Regions from separate parts of the Homo sapiens genome. Here region 1 is linked to region 2. Evidence: chromatin loops called from intact Hi-C (ENCODE). Cell type or tissue: Caco-2. All regions are shown on one strand.

Evidence for each region. Peaks named below come from ENCODE experiments on the same cell type or tissue, not always from the same donor. Only the 100,000 strongest peaks of a DNase experiment are listed, where the experiment ranks them.
Region 1: a loop joins it to region 2, with 2.8 times the contacts of the local background. A loop is called at or near these places in 1 of 110 quality-filtered maps.

The regions. Positions count from the first base shown.
Region 1 is chr2:205,421,416-205,426,415 of GRCh38, forward strand. All of the region lies in intron 19 of PARD3B (par-3 family cell polarity regulator beta), which reads left to right. Among named protein-coding and RNA genes, the nearest start is that of NRP2, 260 kb to the right of the region's middle. In Caco-2, no CTCF peak of the experiment used is centred here; a DNase peak (open chromatin) is centred at 3,106.
Region 2 is chr2:205,364,049-205,369,048 of GRCh38, forward strand. All of the region lies in intron 18 of PARD3B (par-3 family cell polarity regulator beta), which reads left to right. Among named protein-coding and RNA genes, the nearest start is that of NRP2, 320 kb to the right of the region's middle. In Caco-2, no CTCF peak of the experiment used is centred here; a DNase peak (open chromatin) is centred at 2,753.

The DNA.
Region 1 (5,000 bases), 57 kb after region 2:
CTGTATTCCATTTTTAATCTCCTCAAGACACACAGTAGAAAAGCTGCCAGAATTTGTTTTTTCTCTTCATATGTTATAGGGTCTGAGGTTTCATCTTTCATATTTCCACATTGCAGGAAAGATGAGCAATGACATATTGACCAAGGCTGTGAATGAAAATAGTGCATACCTAAATACTTCTCTTTAGGTCTCATCATCAGTTCCATTCATTCATAATCAGCATTAGTCTTCTATTGCTGCTGTAACAAATTACCACATACTTGGTATCATAAAACAACATAAATTTATTCTCTTAACGTTTTGGAGGCCATAATTCTGAAGTTAGTTTCACTGAGCTAGAGTCAAGATGTCAACTGAGCTGATTCCTTTTGCAGACTCATTGTCATTGGCTTTTACTTGGCTGCCTATGTTCCTGGCTCATGGCTCCTTCTGCCATTTTTAAAGTGCATCTCTCCAATCTCTGCTTCCGTTGTCACTTGGCCTTCTCTCTCAGACCTTGCTTTGTCTGTTTCCATCATCACATTATTGAGTGCCTACTGTCTGCCAGGCACTGTGCTAGATATTGGAGTTCTATCAATAGACAAGTCAAACAAGGACGCTGCTTCCATGAAGATTCCATTCTTGTAAACAGATAAATAAAAAAGATAAAATCAAGTAATGATAGGAGTATGAAGAAAATAAACTAGAGCAATGTGATAGAAAGATGGGGCTGGGAAGAATGCCTAAGATGCCAAGATTCAATCTCAGCGATGAGCCAGTCACAAGAAGTCGATTTCAGACAGAAAGAACTGCAAGAGCTAATCAGGCCTGAGGCAAATAAAGCTTTGTAATTGGAGTTGAATAACTAAGGGAGAGCGTGGCATAAGCCAGAGTCACAGAGGAGGCGGTGACCGAGTGGATAGCGTCACAGATCATCGTAGGGAGCTTAGATTTTATCTAAGTGTTAAAGGAAGACATGAAAGTGTTATAAGCAGAGAAACAGTTAAATATTTACTGTTTAAGAGATTGTCTGGGCTGCTGTTTAATGACTAGATTCTCCATGAAGGGAGCTATCTGGCCACACCTTGCCTCCCTCTTAAAAAGTATGTTTCCTTACTGTGGTTACATAGAGCCTGAATAAAATCTAAATCTTAGTCATGCAGGTAATTGAAGGATGTTTCCCCACATCTAAAACTTAGACCTCTGCAGTACCCTGCTAACCACAATAAAAAAAATGCCAATTCTTCCCTTTTTTCCAACATTTTATGGATCCATTAGCAATTTGCAGTTCCCATAGGAGATAAAACAAGTCTCTTTTCAAACATGAAGAGATTTCCTATGGTAATTATAGGCAAAACCTGGAGCAAAGGGCCACTAGGTAGGCCAAGGAATAGGGAGCCAGCTGAGTGATGGAATGCCATGGTCAGGACTGAGAATAGGCCCTGAAAAGAATAGCTTGGTGAAGGGACAGTGAGGGTAGATCAGACAGTAGGCTCCCATGGACAAACAGTCATTGCCTATCCTAACAAATGAAACATCCTCATTGTAGTTCTCAAAACTATGTGCAAGTAGCATATGGTCGTCTATAAAAGCCTCCTTCATACTCCTTGACACCCAGGTTTGAACTGATGGCCATGGTAGAACCTTTCTCCTCGACATCCAGTGGAGTAGGAATGAGGTCATTCCTGGTAGTCATCTTGTGCCCTAACTGCACAACAGTCTGACAGAATCACCATAGACACAGCAGACATCATCTGGATTAGCTTGTTGGACCTTCTCTGATGGTTGCTGAGCGGCGATTGCCTAAGGCAAATGTTGGCCCAGCCAGTGCTGTGTCCTCAGTGTGCATGCGGTAGAGGGAGGAAGACCAGATGATGAGGATGCTCACCTCAGGCTTGGACCCCTGTTAAGGAAGACCCTATCACTATCCTTTTGGAGGTAGGAGGGGACCTTAGTTTGCAGACCTGACGGACAAGCCTGTGGTTCTTTCACCTGATACTCATGTGTCCCTGGTCCTTTTCATCTAGCCTAGTGCAGTTCTAAGTACTTAGTAAATACTCAATAAATGTTGGAATCAAACCAAATTGGCTGACATGCCCCATTTCTTGGCATATGCCTGGACATGTGAGAATATTCTATATGGTTTCTCCAGAACAAAGTCCCATCTTAAGAAGCCAAAAATGGCAAGCCTAATAAGCACCATAGAAAATACTGTGGTTTACATATGTTCATTGCAACCCTATTCACAATAGGGTTCACGACATGGAATAATATTCACAACATGGAATCAACATAAATGCCCATCAGTGGTAGACTGGATAAAGAAAATGTGATACCTATACACCGTGGAATACTCTGCAGCCATAAAAAAGAACAGGATCGTGTCCTTTGCAAGGACATGGATGGAAATGGAGGCCATTATCCTTAGCAAACTAACACCAGAACAGAAAACCAAATACCACATATTCTCACTTATAAGTGGGAACTAAATGATGAGAACACATAGAGGGGAACAACACACACTGGGGCCTTTTGGAAGATGGAGGATAGGAGGAGGGAGGGGATCAGGAAAAATAGCTTATGGGTACTAGGCTTCATACCTGGATGATGGAATAATCTGTACTACAAAGGCCCATAACACAGATTTATCTATTTAACAAACCTGCACTTGTACCCCTGAACTTAAAAGTTTTTAAAAAAGAAAATACTGTAGTTGAATACAATATTTTTGCTGACCTGTTTAAAGCCTTCTGCGTGAGTTGGATAGGAGGGAAAAGACTGTACCCTCTGTGTCTTTTTAAACTCTCTATGATGCAGAGAACGTGACTTTTCAGAATATGAGTGCCCTATACCTTTGAACTAGATGGAAACCTCAGGTATGAAGGGTCTGTGTTTATCCCTGTCCTAGGTATAGTCATGGTTCTATACTTAAGGTGGTTTTTCCGGGCTCTGTGGAAGTCGGTGGTACTTCTAGAGCTTTTCATGATCCCAGAGTTCATTTAATGAAGACTCTATGTAACCTGGGGATGAGTGTCCAGGGCCTTGGGAAGTGTGGCATTTAGGGCCAAGAAAACAAAGGAAATAGAGCAGCACATGCTGTGTGGACAGCCGTGATCCCCATGCTTCAGCACATTTTTATGTGAGTCGGCTTTGAGAGATAAAGATCAAAGACTTGTCCAGGAGTGCACCAGCCAGGTGTGAAATTCCAGGTGACAGAATGGAAAGAAAAGAAAGGTTTAAAGGGAAAGGAAAGGAAATGTAGTTAGTTTCCTTTTATTCTCTTTATTTTTCCTGTTTCCTCTTCAGGAAGTTTATGTAGCTTACAATACCCCAGACATTCAACAGAAGGGGTTGATCCTCATTCTTTTCCAGATAATGATAAGCACCGAGGGCCTGTCGTTTAGTTTTCAGGTATAACCCTTGGCAGTCCCTAGGGTTAAACAATGCTGTGCTCCAGAAAATTTTAATACAGAAAACTTAGTTTGCTTTCTGCTTTGGTCTGTGCTACAAAAAGTGGGCAAATATAAACTGGGAGAATATAAATAAAATAAAGGCTACTTCTTGCCACTTACAAATGTCATTAGCAATAAGAATAAAGCACATCAACAAGTTACAAATTTTATCCAACCGGCAGGGCTCCCCCAGGGGCAGATTCTTACAGCTCTTTCTTCAGTGTTAGTTTGGCCAGCAGCCTAGGGAACATCATTTAATGTCTTCAACACTAATGACACCTTTTGTAGGGGGACTGTCTAGGATTGTTATAAAGGAATTAGTTGTTATCAGAGAATATCATAAGCACTCTGTAGGTTGTTCCCCGTCACATCCCCACCTCTCTTTGGGGCTAATTTTCTAAGGAAAGCTAAAAATGTTTACTAAGCATTTCTGAGAAACTTGTCTACATTATGAGAATAGAAATTACAGGAACTCAGTGCATTAGCAATGGGAAAGGCTTAATGGGTCTGGGAAAGGTATAAATTTAGGGAAAATGTAAATTGCAATAGTTGGAGAGCCTTCAAGGGCAGTTTTCTTGAAATGGCAGTGTTTAGTAGCAATGGAAAGATACTCAAGGATCTTGCCATTTGGCATTGTAAAAAATGCAACTCGTAGGTAGGAATTGCAAATCCCATTAGTTTAGAATATGAAATAGACTCGGTGTAAAAAAAAAAAAAAAAAACAACAACATTTGATTTGGGGAATGTGCTTGGTTCCAGGCCATGTAGGATATGGAAGTCTTTTCTGTGGTCATCCCACCTAGACAAAGAACCAGTTAACTTTTCAGGATTCTCTAGAATTAGGATGTTCTGAGTCCACGCCTGACTCTCAGAAGCTTCCCAAACTCTACTGCCTTGACTTACTTTAATGAGCATTTAGGATTTAGAGAAAAAGAACATCAACATGCCCTTTGCTCCATGATCTTTGGCAAACCATGGACTGTATAAGCACAATATCCACATATTGGATTCTGCAAACCATGAAGAATTCACCGTGTTATTTGTGTGTGCACAGAGGAAAACATAAACAAAGAGTCAATTAATGACATTAAAAAATTTGCATGTCAGTATTATAGAATGTCAAATTTACTGTACAGAAATATATGTATTATTTTTTTATTTATATCAAGAAAAGTGATAAATTATCCCATCAATCTAGTTCCCTTACAATGTCAGATCTGGTTTAGGCTGACAAGAAAAATGGGCGGTACTGAAGGAGATCGTTTAGAAAATATTATAGACACCCAGAGAGGAATGAGGCAATGGTGAAAAATATTAATGCAGTTAAAATAGTTTTGTTGAAAAAATGAAACATTGATCACAAAGATTGCATGTAACATTGTATTGGCTGTTCAGTATAATAATTTTAATACTACTACTACTAATAATAATAATAATAGTAAACTCACATTGTTCCTGACCAGGTACAGCTTGTAGCTTTAAAACTGCATTGATAGGGAAAAGCTGAAGAAACTGAGCCTGTTCTCTGGAACAAAGGATAATTATAGTGACCTAATTGTAGCTTCTATT
Region 2 (5,000 bases):
ACCCAGCGACTGCATCTGTCAGTTCTAAAATGAAGTTGAAATAAGGAATTCCTAGAGATCCCTAAGTAATCAACCATGCCAGAGTAACAGGATAAAGAAGCATATTTTGCATTTGTCTATTGACTTTATTCCAAGCGTAAAAACACTTAGACGTGTTCAAAGCTAAATAAACTTGGAACAGAGCTTCAAGACTCTGAAGTCCCATAGCTTAGTGACTTCCTATATGCACTTCCTAGAGAACCACTCATTTTCGGATTCTCCTCCTCTTTTTTGTTAGTCTTGACGTAGATAAGAGAAATGGCATTCCCTAGTGTACTGTTTCCTTTGTCCCCTATTACTCAAGCCTAGAAATTACATCTGAGTCCTCCTTGTTACAGGTGACAAACAGCATTTGTTTTGCATTTTGATGCAGCCACATTCTCAGGTTCCAGCCTGCCAAGCAAGGTTGGCCTGGGCTGGTAATCTCCCAGGCTTTAATCCTCTCCATCTTTTATTTGTGTGGAAGCTCAAGGCATTAGTCCTCTTAAAAATCTCTAAGATTCATTTTGTTCACAACTCTTGAATATCGTATTACAAGGCAGGGTGTGATTTTTATTGACAATTGGAGTATGCTTAAATGAAGTGTGTGGATGCCTCAAGAGGGGCCACAAATTCCCACAACACTTAACATGGGTTCTGGTAACAAAGACACTTAACAGCTAGGTAAGAATGTCAAGTGGCTGTGACTACAATAATGGAGGCCTACAATTAGTTTAATTACAATACCTACTCACATGTAATAATTTCTCAAGAAGCATGGAAGGTTGCTCACTCCACTGGTAGTTTTTAAGTCTTTTTTACCCCAAGGCCTCTCTTAGAAAATCTGCTGTACAGCCGGGTGTGGTGGCTCACGCCTGTAATCCCAGCACTTTGAGAGGCCAAGGCGAGTAGATCACGAGGTCAGGAGTTCAAGACCAGCCTGGGCAAGATGGTGAAACCCCGTCTCTACTAAAAATACAAAAATTAGCCAGGCATGGTGGCAGGCGCCTGTAATCCCAGCTACTTGGGAGGCTAAGGCAGGAGAATTGTTTGAACCTAAGAGGCGGAGGTTGCAGTGAGCTGAGATAGTGCCATTGTACTCCAGCCTGGGAGACAAGAGTAAAACTCCGTGTCAAAAAAAAAAAAAAAAATTAGCTGGGCATGGTATGGTGGCAGGCGCCTGTAATCCTAGCTACTTGGGAGGATGAAGCAGAGAATTGCTTGAACCCAGGAGGCAGACATTTCAGTGAGCCAAGATTGCCCAAGATCGCACCACTGCCCTCCAGCCTGGGCAACAGAGCGAGACTCCGTCTCAGAAAAAAAAAAAGAAAGAAAAGAAAATCTGCTGTAGCCTGGCAGGTCATGATGTTCTTTCTGCCACAAAACACACAGCATCGAATCCGTTTACAGACACAGGCCTGCTGTCTTCCCTTTCTCTCTGCCCTCCAAGTGTCACATCAGGGCCATATCCACCCAACCTTCCTTTTTTTTTTTTTTTTCTAATCTACAGGAAAGGGAAAACACCACTGAGATTATTTACAAAGAAAAACCCTTATCTTAATAATAGTTTGCTTCCATTAAATGTATCTTCTTTGGGGACTTAATCTTTGTGCCCAGGCATGTTGGAGACAACAGCTGGCATTTATCTTTATGGAAGGAAAGGCATTCCAAGCATAGCGTGTTGGGACTCAAGTCATTTCTTACTTTCCTTTTATTATTCACACTGATGAATTTAAGATAGGCTTCAGATGAATAAATTAATAAACTCTGTTGAAGAAAAATGACAACTGCCTATATCGCCACACATGTGAATCACAGGGTGCCAATTCAGTAGTGTTGGAAATAGGATCTTTCCAATTATTTTGGAGAAGGGTATAGGTTACATGACCACATAAAGCAGTCAGCTCTTATACCCTGTTGAAGATAATCAGTGACAAAATCAGCCAAAGCAAAAGATTATCCATTTATCCTATCTATCTACCCACCCACCCATCTATCCCCCCACTCATCCATCCATCCGTTTATCCATCCATTCATCCATCCATCCATTATCCATATTTATGTTGGCTAGAGCTCTGTGGGTTACTTTAAACCAATTTTTTTCTTTCCTAATTCAACTTAGGAAACATTAAAATTAGCTTTACATTCCATAAGCACCCATACACTGATGGAAAGTGGAGACAGCCCATAGCGCTTTGTTTGAAGGAGTTAGAATTTTAAATTTTTCCTGAATAACCTCAATAGACTAATAATCAAGTGTTGACTCAGCTCTCAAATTTGCTGTGCAGTGCTTACATGGACAGAGGTAAAGAATTTCCTACTTATATTCGATGACAACCTAATGTTTTGTTCTCTCAGTGGTTATTACAGCAGCTTATATTTATGAAGTGTCTTTTTCTGACGAGTTTAAAAGATTCTGTAATTCACTGCATTTTACATGTGGGGACCCAGAGGAATAGAAATGTCACATCGTGACTGAGGGACAGAGCTAATGCCAGAACACAGCTCTCTTAACTTGCAGGGTATTGCTTTATCTTATCATGCTACCTGTCAGCATACAGATGACACTCAAATCTGTCTCCTCTCAAGCCTAAATTCACACTTTTTTTTTTCTTTAACTGTGACTGAACCTCAGTGGACAGAGCAGCCAAGATATCAGGCACTCAGGCACCAAGCATTTGAATTCTGCAACCTTTGAAGTTGTATCTCTGCACCTGGGGGCATTTTAGGTGGCCTCCAGGCCATGTGCCTTCCCACTAATAACTGGTGATGCTGTACCGCCACAGGTGTCAGCAGCAATAACTGGGCCTAGCTTTTAGTTGCTGCCACAGATGTCCTAAGGGAGCGGAAGCTGAATCATCACACTTAGGTCTGGGAAGCTGTAAAAACAAAACCTGTGCTGAACAGCCCCCAATATCTTTGTCTACCAAGGAGTCTGAACTCTTTTAAAGTTTCTTCTTGGTAAAAGCAGTGGCTTCTAGAAAGACGACCTCCACTCTAAAATTTCTACTGATACCTTCAAATAGTGCCTTGCATCTTCAAGAATGATTGGAGCTGTGTTAAAACTTGTAAAATTTGAAGACATTTCAAAAGAATGCAGTGAGGACGATTAAATGATTTGTAAATTAATCATTTAGGACATACAATCTCCAAAATTGAAGATGCCAGCCTTATTTCGTCCAGAGAAGAGAAAGCTAAGAAGAAATACAATAATCCATTGTTAGTGTTGTTTATATGAAGAGTCATGCTATGAAGGGTGGTGATCAGATGGTCTCCATCCTCCTCTTAAGTGAGGGAAAGGGAGTGGAAGGAAATAGGTTTAAACTAAAGCATGCAGGATTTAAGTTAGATAAAAGAAAGAATTTCCTGACAGTAAGATTCTTAAACTCCGGAATGGTTATCAAAAGAAGTTTTGGAATCTGCTTATCTAGAGACCTTAAAAAACACTAGGGACTCCCATCTGTCTAAAATGGTTTAGAACAGACAGCCCTAAAAGGTTCTCAGAGGATCGGATTATCTTTTAAGATTCTTTCTAGCCATATGATAAACAAGAAGATTGGGAGTATTAGTAAATGGCCAATCAGTAAACATCTCAGAGGCCAAAACCACCTTGGCCTCCAGATAACTAATCTCATAATCACCAGTGTAAGTGGGCTTGTTCCAAGATTTGCCAAGAAGATTCTTAAGAAACCCAGAGTTTCTCCCAGTTTGTTGTCCTGCTATTTATTTTTGTGGGATGCCTTTTCTGTGTTTGAGTTTATGTGGTTAAGTTTCTGTGTTTGAGTTTATGTGGTTAAGTCTACTGATCCTTTCCCCTTTTACTCCTTTTATTCTTTTAATACCCAAACCTTAACAATTCCATTGTTTTAGTTTTATGTGATGATTTGTAAGTAAATAAGGATGGTCACTCACTGTGGTATTTATTTACGTTAGCAAAAATGGGGAAGCAACCTAAATGTTCAACACTCTGGGATTTGCCACAGTAAGGGTGATACGTCTGTGTGATGAAATGCAGCAGAGCTATTAAAATTCAAAAGTTTGAAGAACATTTAATTACCTGAAGAAATACTTTAAATGGGGGACAAAATAGCATACAATACTATATCCATGGCATGATTCCAGTGGTGGATCTTTAAGAAAATAAAGGATATACCAATACTGGTGGGAAATATGGTGTTAGAATGACAAAGGATTTTGTATTTCCACTTGAAACTTTTTTGAGTCTCAGTTGTTTGTAGTATATATGAATATCTGATATTATCAGATTTAAAAAGTTGTAAAATAGGCCGGGTTTGGTGGCTCACACCTCTCATCCCAGCACTTTGGGAGGCCGAGGCAGGTGGATCACTTGAGGCCAGGAGTTTAAGACCAGCCTGGCCAAGATGGTGAAACCTCATCTCTACTAAAAATACAAAATTAGCCGTGCGTGATGGTGCACACCTGTAATCCCAGCTACTTGGGAGGCTGAGGCATGAGAATTGCTTGAACCCAGGAGGCAGCGTTTGCAGTGAGCTGAGATCGGGCCACTGCACTCCAGCCTGGGCAACAGAGCAAGATTCCGTCTCAAAAATAAAAGTTGTAAAATAAAAAATTCAAATAAAAGAATAGACAATCCCCTATTGGCAGGTACAAAACTAACGTTATCATTGTGATCTTACTTTTAATTACCTCTCTAATATTTCTAAAGTATTTGTGGAACATGAGACTGGTAGGCATGTCGTGTCCTCAGGCACTGTGTCTACCTTGTAACACAAATTATCTACCTGTTCTCAATTCAGGGGAGCTTGGGAAAACAAAAAAAAAAAAAACACCCCATAACGTTGAAGAGCTCTCGTAACTCTTCTCTATGACTTGTCTTCCTCCTGACTCAGGGAATGAATCAAAAGTTAGTGTGCTTCATAACCTGTACTTCAGTTCTTTTTCCTGGCAAAACACTCTAAAATGTAAGTTCCTGTGTTGTTAAGTTTGATGGGACCCTGTTG